Linked DNA regions of Homo sapiens: regions 1 and 3 are each linked to region 2. The links are chromatin contacts, found by Hi-C or POLR2A ChIA-PET in ENCODE. All regions are on one chromosome and are shown on one strand. Each heading gives the region's core, a stretch centred on a gene start or an enhancer-like site at or near the end of the contact. The rest is flanking DNA. Distances are from core to core; before and after follow the strand shown. Region 1 overlaps UTY (ubiquitously transcribed tetratricopeptide repeat containing, Y-linked). Region 2 holds the start of DDX3Y (DEAD-box helicase 3 Y-linked). Region 3 has its middle 250 kb from the start of MIR12120.

Region 1 (2,700 bases), core at 140-2,639, 380 kb before region 2:
TCTACATTCTTATGCCTCCTTTTAATCTTTTTACTAAAGGTATATTTTACTTTTTTTATACACCTTGCACATAAACTGTTTCTTCAGTAGTACTCAGGAGGCCTTATTACTTTTAAATTATACAACATTTTTTGCATAAAAATTTTTTTATAACTTTTTTGTCTTTCACAACTTTCACAGACAATTTTTCAACATGTCTCAACTTTCACTTATTACAAACTTTTTTTTTCTTTAAACAGCCAGTTAATTTATTTCGGGACAAGAATTTAGTATATAACACTCTTCTTACATAAATTCTGCCTCCACCCCTTTTTTTCAAAGCAAACTTTCTTTATGTCTTTGGACTAGACTGTCTAAGGCCACAAGATTAGAAGTTACCATGATACGTTATACTGTTAACTTTTAGCAAACTTCACTTTTACTGAAAACCTTGTAAGTTTGAGATTTTAATTATCTTTTGCTAGACCTTGTTTAGTCTAAATTAACTTAGAATTGATATAGATGGCCTCGTTTTCTCTCTGCTGGTTTTTCCTTGCCTCTGCCAGCCGCTTATGCTGCTGTTCTCTTAACTACTGTTAGGGGCCGGGGAAGTGGGTCTAAAACCAGCTGTAACTGTCTATGTACGGAAACTGGTCTGGGTGCCTTGGCTTACAGGTTACCTTGTGTCATACCTTTGAAACAAGGGACCTACCTGTCCAAGCTTCCTTCTGATGGCCAACCCACCTCTAATGCTGGCCAGTCTATTTCACACAAAGTTCTAAGTTTTCCTAGTGTCACAGTAACACCGTAATCTCCTTTAAATTCTTTCTTGAAAATTTTTTTAACATAGTTCCTAGTGGGGTGGTCTTATTTGTGCCTGGCCTATGCTTCTTCAAGACAAAACACTAAGCTGACACCACATGCACACCACAAAACAAAGAACAGGTAAAAAGGGCACACACACACTTTTGCAGTTTACACCAAACCAAAATCAAAACCAAAATCAGAGTATCTAGAAATCCAAGCCAGATCAGAACCAAAACCAAAGTATCATGCAATCTAACTCAAGTCAAAACCAGAACAAAAGTGCCAATGCAGGCACTCCATGGGTGATCAGGCCATGCTTCCACTCCGATGGAATGGGGCAGGTTCCAAAGACTGGTCTTACCAAGTCAAGCCAAGTCAAAACCGGAACAAAAGTGCTAATACAGGCACACCATGGGTGATGAGGCCACGCTTCCACTCAGGTGGAGTGTGGCAAGTTCCAAAGACTAGTCTTACCAAGTTTCAGATGTCCAGACTCCAAGTGCCAGTTCCTTCCTGGTGTTCAGCCACTGTGCTGATCCTCTGCAGGGGCCTGCTACGCGCTGCTTTGGCTAGGCGTTCCACCCAGGCAATTTCTTTCCCGGGAGCGCTCTTTGGATTGCGTCACTCAGGCTGGCCGGAGTCCCCTGCAGGGATGCTCCGCAGGGCAGGCCTAAGGGGCTGCCTCGGCCGTCTGTCAGTTATCATGTTTCCCGGTCAGGGAACCAAGAAATGTAGCAGGATGAGCCGCTGATAAAGCCTCTCAGATACCGAGTTGTAGAAGGAAGGGCTTTATTCAGCTGGGAGTATCAGCAAGCTACTGCCTTAAAATCTGAGCTCCCCCAGTGAGCAATTCCTGTCCCTTTTAAGGGCTCACAACTCTAAGCATTTCACTTGAAAGGGTCATGATAGATTTGAGCAAGCAAGGGGTACATGACAGGGGCTGCATGCACCGGTGGTCAGAGAGAAACAGAACAAGGCAGGGAGTTTCACAGTGTTCTTCTATACAATGTCTGGAATCTATGAATAACATCAGTTTCTAAGTTATGAGTTGATTTTTAACTACTGGGTTTACGCCAGGCAGGCCCAGGCCTGGTTTCAGGCCTGGTGCCAGGCTGCCTGTCTTTGATTTTACTTCCTTGTTTTTTTTTGTTTTTTAAATAAGTACTGAGTATAAAACAATATGAGAGGGTCTCTCTCTCTTCCCTCATTATGTTGTGTTTTTATTGTTACTTGTTTGAAGCAGTTTTTAAATTTTATTCTTAATCTCTTTATTGGCCTTCTGTCCATTCTAGAATGTTTGAAACTATAAAAACAATTGGAAAATTATAATTGTTTTTCCAGTTGAAAAATTTTCCCCAACAAATTTTCCAGTTGCTTTTATACTTTCAAAAGTTCTGCTTGTTACTGATGTCTAGTTTTATTCCATTATGGTCAGAGAAGATATTTCATATTGTTTCATTTTGTTTTTAATGTTTTAAGACTTGTTTTTTGGCCTATCATGTGGTCTGGCCTTGAGAATGATGCATATGCTGAGGAGAAGAATGTGTATTCCGCAGCCATTAGATGAAATGTTCTGTAAATATATGTCAGGTCCATTTGGTCTATAATGCATACTAAGTCCAATGCTGCTTGGTTCATTTTCTGTCTGAATGATCTGACTTGCCCTACGCTGAAAGCAGGGTGTTGAAGTCTCTAGCCATTGTTGTACTGGGATCTATATCTTCCTTTAGTTCTCATAATATTTGCATATATATACATATATGTATATCTGTGTGCTACAGTGTTGGGTGCATATATGTTTGCAATTGTTAAACCCTCTTATTGAATTGACCCCTTTATCATTATATAATGACTTTCTTTGTTCTTAATAGGTTTTATTTTGAAATCAGTTTTGTGGCATAAATACAGCCACTC
Region 2 (2,700 bases), core at 198-2,697:
AAAATTTAAAATCATTTAGCATCACTAAGCTTTAATTACAACTAAGAAGTTCCGACGGTATTTTTTGGTTAAAAAAAAAATGTATGCTCTTTATTCATTCTCTCCCCTAGACTTGGGAGGCAGAAATGCAGGGATAAGCTTGCAAACGACTGGTGTGCCAAATGCAAAAGCGCGGTAGGTTCCTGACACAGAAAACGAGCCTGATCTAACACGTAGACCACCTATCTTCTGCCTCATCGCCCAAACTTCCAAAGGATCTGCCCTTAATGGAAACACAGTTAAACCTATATCAACAATCCTTCGGCGATAACAAGAAAGTAAACCACAAATAACCTGTCCCGCTAATCAACATTCGAGGTTAGTTTTCTACCGGACGACTTCTGCATGTATCGCCTAAAGTAAAGATACAATACCATATAAAAACCGCACAGCTCTCGGCTAGGCGGCTGTCCAGTGACTGAATTAACAAAGGGGTGTAGCGCAATGCTGGATCTCTAACCTTCCAGGTGTCTTTCCGCGGGCGTCCAATTTCCATTATTTCTACAGGGTCAAGAGAAGCACGCGGCAGCCATCCTTCCCTACCCTCCCCACCATCCCTTTCCGGTCCTTCTGCGTCACAAAACTTTCCATACCGGAAGCCCAGTTTCGGCACGCTCAGCACCCGGGCAACGGTTGCTCCGTGGCTACGGGACCCCACCAGAAACAAGATACAGGATACTTGTTACGTTGTGCTATATTATAGTCACTCGTCTTCAAGAATTCCACAGGCCTGGCCCCTCTGCTCAAGGAACACAGCGCTGCCAAGTCACACAATTGTATACACAAAGACTCTGGCCATTTGCCCGAGCAAAGACCATACTACTCTTTCTTCTCGCTACACAAACTGGGTGGCCTGAATACACTTTCTTCTTAACAATGACACTACTGCGAATACGTCAGGGGCGCCAGATAAGAGCCTCACCCTGGACATAAAAACGGTCCGCTTTTGCGAACCGCCTCCCTCCCCCGCCCCCTCACAAACGGGTTCGTGGTCGCACATGCGCGTCTCCACGGGACAAGCAAACACAAAAGCCGCCATTGCGTGAGGCCCAGTACTATACCAGAATACCAGCGTAACCACTACCATTAACGTTACTGCCATCGCACGATCCCTTCCGTACGTGGTCTTGTCATGGTCTCATGCAGTTTCTCTCCCCATTTCCCTAGAGTCCCAGTCACATAACACACGAACCCACCAGAAGTGAAACTGAAAAACCAATTAACAGTGCGCCACAAACCGTCAGGCCAAGTAAAGGGTCCCGTAGAAAGCCTCGGTAGGCTTACTTTGACTCACCTGCTGGTCCAGTTCAGGGTCATTTTTCACCACCACATGACTCATCCCTGAAGAGAAGCGAAAAATCGGGTAGTCCACTGTAGGTGTGAGACCGAATAGCGGAACTCTTACACTGGACCTACAGCTATTAAGCGCACTGGTTAGCCTACGCGGTAATATGGCCCCTCCCACAGCTATACGACAGCACGCACAACGTGCGTAATCGTTGGCTCCACCCCTCCACCACCACCACCCAATCCCTTTATCGCTACCGTTACTTCTCCCTAAATCGCGTTCGTTTAGTCATAAGATCGCGGGATTACGTAGTCCCAGCGCCTCTCAAAATTCGCGCGATGTTTGCTATCCCCGCCCTCTCCTAATGCCTTCGAATTCTAGGGATCTAGCAAGATATCTTTCGCCTTTTTCGCCTTGGGGAAATCTTAAACACAGTGACAATCTACCACTAACTCCCGCTCCCTCCTTACCCACCCTCAACTTCCCTTCTTCCTTAAGCACTCTCTCTTCCCTTTTACTTCTGAGAATAGGAAGTTTCGTAAAATTTTTCCGTTCCAACTAGCCGTCACCTACCTTTGACAAGCTTCAGCAAAGTTGGAACTAGTCAAAAAACTCTCTGAAGCCAAGATAGATAAGGGTTACGGGATCCCAGGTGTTAGGCGCAGTGACCATTTTACGTGAGCGATCCACGGTGGTTTGAATACAATCTTCAGGTTAGGGAGGTGAAAGAACAGGTCCGCAGAAGGTCCCTCTGCAGGATGGACCTGACTGCACCTGAGGAAAGCTGAGTGGATTCCGCAGCACGTGTGACCAGCCAGAGGCTCGACAGACTTGACAGGGTTAGGCTGCTGGGGTTCACCTAGGAACTCCAGACCCCTCTAGTTTTTCTACCGGTGTGCCTGCGCTTTATGAGCATACGGCTTTAGCATCACAGGATGAAGAAACAATGAAACAATTACATACTGAATGACGTTGATGATAACACACCTACCAGGGGACCTAGGCCTAGGCCCTTAACGCACCCTGGCATAGTGATGAAGAAACAATGAAACAATTACATACTGAATGACGTTGATGATAACACACCTACCAGGGGACCTAGGCCTAGGCCCTTAACGCACCCTGGCATAGTGATGAAGAAACAATGAAACAATTACATACTGAATGACGTTGATTATAACACACCTACAAGGGGACCTAGGCCTAGGCCCTTAACGCACCCTGGCATAGGTCCCTTGTTTTCACGAAACAATGAAACAATTATATACTGAATGACCCTGGTGATAACACACCTACCGGGGGACCTAGGCCCTTAACGCACACTGGCATAGGTCCCTTGTTTTTCTGGGCACCCTGCAACCTAGGTTAACCAG
Region 3 (2,700 bases), core at 139-2,638, 330 kb before region 2:
TGTTTGAGTTACTTACTGCCTGAGCTGCACACTCCACAGGGCCACTGGGAGCTGAGGACAAGTGGGGGCGCCGCCCTCCCACTTCCAAGTTGATGGGGTGGGAGTTTCCCAGTGCAGCTGCAGCCACCCAAGTCATGGCTGTGGACCTGGGCCTCCCTGTGCTCTTGAGCCTTCCCACAGCTGCAGAGCCAGACATCTCTGCACTCTCAGGGGCCCAGGAAGGATCCCTCCCCCACAGGCTTGGAGGTGTCTGCTCCTGCTGCCTGGCCTCTCCCAGCTCCCAAGTGCCTATTCTGATCTCAGAGCAAGGTTGGGGCCAAGACTTGGCATTGTGTCAGCCCGGCCAGCTGTGCTCATGCTCAAGGCAGCACTGACATGCCAGCCTTCCACCTTCTTGGCCCACTCTGAACTTTGGGCACTGATGAGCATAAGAGGGAAGCTGATGGGGGGCTGAGGGCAGCTTGCACTGACCTGCAGGTGTTCCTTGATATATACATCCTGGGTGCCATGAAAGGCAGCAGGAGGCAGACATGTTCCTGAGTGCAAGGGGGTGGGCCCCTGGTGAGGCCCCACCTTCAGGCCAGGGAGGACCTGAAGGGTGGGAACTGGCCTGCCAGTCCTGCAAACCCCAATGTGAACTTGTGGTGCCTTTTCCAGGCCTCCCCATGGCCACCCATGGACCAGTCGGCATTCACTTCCTCCCTTCTGCGGCCCATAAAAGCCCTGGGTTCAGGCAGAGCTGAGCAGACATCAGGTGACCAGCTGCAGAAAGGAGCTACCCACTCCAGGGCCTCATCTCTGCTGAGAGCTGCAGAGATGACCAGAAGACCTGCATCCAGAGAGGAGCTTCCTGATCCAGGGCTATTCTGTCACTCAATAAAGCTTCTCTTTGTCTTGTTCTCCTTCCATTTGTCCACGTTCCTCATTCTTCCCTGCCAAAGGAGAAGAACTTGGGAGCTGCTGGATGGTGGGGCTGAAAGCTGTAAAACAAACAGGGCTAACACGCCCATTGCTCACTACCTTGTGAGTGAAGAGGAGAGAAGAGCTGTAGCCCTTCAGAGAGTCCAGACCTGGGAGCTCCTTGAGCCAGGGTTGTGAATCTCTCTTCAGGACCTTGTGGTTTCGGGAGTCTCCAAGCTTCCTGTTGTCACTGCAGCTGTGGAAGTTGCTTGTGGTGTGCCTGCTTCAACTGCACCCTCACAGAGAGCTGGTGCCTATGCCGGCACCTACAGCTGCCCATCCTTGTGCAGCAGCCAGCATGCTTGACTATGTGCAGTAGCCAGTCGCCACACTGGCTTGGTCAAACACCCCTTGCCGCTCCACATCTGGCTGGCCCTTGGCAGGCCTGGGATCCATGCCAGTAATGTGAGCCAAGTGTAGCCTTCCAGGCTGAGTGGGTGGAGCAAGCCCAGCAGGCCTGAGCAAAACTTGGGCAAAAGCACCACCACCCACAGAGGTTTCTGGCCAGAAAAGCAACACCATAAGGTTCCTGAAACAACAGGTCCCACAACTCTCTTCACTTTTTTCAGCTTATTTTCTCTTTCATGTTCAGCTAGAATAAACAGGAAGTTCTGTCTTTGTCACTGAAATTTTTCCTCTGTATTATACATTCTACTATTGAGCCAATACACTTTTATTCTAATTCCTGTATTTTTTATTTCTGTAGTTAAATTAGGTGTTTTTATTACTCATTTTTTTGCTGAAATTTATTACTCATTTCAAGAGATTTGTAATTGCTTGTTAAACTATTTACATACCTTATTTTAAATTATTGTCAAATCAGCCAGACAGTAATATAGGAAGTTTCAGATGTTGTTTCCCTCACATAAACAGATTTAAAACTATCAAAATTCCTTTTTGAGAAGCTCAGAGTCCTTTAAGCATTTGCAGTACCCTGGACAATCACAAACTGATACCAGCTGCACTGAAATGAATAGGAAGAACAGTATTCTTTTACCTAGTTTAGCTTGTTTTCCAAGTTTCAGGACAGCTCACAGCAAAAATAGATGGGTGAAGGAAAAGAGAGTTTGTGGCAGATTCAGTGTCCTTGGTCTTTCGGTACACTTTTTGAGGTTCTAGCTTCTGTCTTATCTCCCAGAGAGCACTGAAAGAATTGACACAGTATGGATGCCCAGGGCTGCTAAGGAGAGAGGCATATTTTTACAGCTAGCATAAGTATGTAAAATTAGAAAGTGATGCATGCCTGAGGGTTCTTACCCAGAAAGGGAAAGGAGCAGTGTATACCCCCAAAGCATTCCTTTGTGCCAACTAAAAGTTCAATTTCTGTCTCACTTCACACATCAGATAGGTATAATGCAATCACAATTGTTTTTAAGAGGAAGATATTACAGGTTTTTGAAAACAGCTAACAAAACAAGAATGCCCAGGGCAAATAGGGAGAAAGATCCAGAACTTCTCATTGGGAGGACTTAAAAATATATTTCCTAATGAAAGCCAGTCAAAAAAAACGAGACAGAGAACTGTTTCTTCAAATGCATGCACACAAACACAAAGCTGTACAGAACATGAAGAGTCAAAAAATAAGACACAATAAAAAGAATAAAACATACCTCTAGCAACCAACAATAAAGAAATGGAGATCTATGTGTTGCCTGACAATTAAAAATAGTCATTGTAAAAAAGTTGAGTGAGATACAAGAGAACACACACAGATAATTAAATCAGGAAAGTGTTACACAA

The links. Hi-C counts contacts between places; a loop is a spot of excess contacts on that map. ChIA-PET counts read pairs that join two places held with the same protein, here RNA polymerase II (POLR2A). Pooled maps may share reads with other maps.
Region 1: a loop to region 2 is called in a pooled map, with 6 times the contacts of the local background. The contact joins the enhancer-like site here to the promoter of DDX3Y in region 2. A Hi-C loop is called at or near these places in 3 of 50 pooled maps. POLR2A ChIA-PET finds 5 or more read pairs at or near these places in 2 of 52 experiments (T-cell and activated T-cell).
Region 3: a map of CD4-positive, alpha-beta T cell shows a loop between it and region 2 (5-fold over the local background). The contact joins the enhancer-like site here to the promoter of DDX3Y in region 2. A Hi-C loop is called at or near these places in 2 of 168 maps with a recorded cell type or tissue (CD4-positive, alpha-beta T cell and dorsolateral prefrontal cortex) and 4 of 50 pooled maps. POLR2A ChIA-PET finds 5 or more read pairs at or near these places in 1 of 52 experiments (OCI-LY7).

What each region holds. Positions count from the first base shown.
Region 1 is chrY:13,281,593-13,284,292 of GRCh38, reverse strand. All of the region lies in intron 27 of UTY (ubiquitously transcribed tetratricopeptide repeat containing, Y-linked), which reads left to right. Among named protein-coding and RNA genes, the nearest start is that of MIR12120, 200 kb to the left of the region's middle. Within about 2 kb of position 1,389, at least 4 of the 41 ENCODE cell types and tissues checked have a DNase peak (open chromatin) inside an H3K27ac peak, as active enhancers do.
Region 2 is chrY:12,903,615-12,906,314 of GRCh38, reverse strand. It overlaps DDX3Y (DEAD-box helicase 3 Y-linked), which reads right to left and starts at 1,447. Exons shown (of 17, transcript NM_004660.5): 1 at 1,334-1,447. The coding sequence starts at 1,378.
Region 3 is chrY:13,232,784-13,235,483 of GRCh38, reverse strand. It overlaps a transcript of UTY not described here. Among named protein-coding and RNA genes, the nearest start is that of MIR12120, 250 kb to the left of the region's middle. Within about 2 kb of position 1,388, at least 2 of the 41 ENCODE cell types and tissues checked have a DNase peak (open chromatin) inside an H3K27ac peak, as active enhancers do.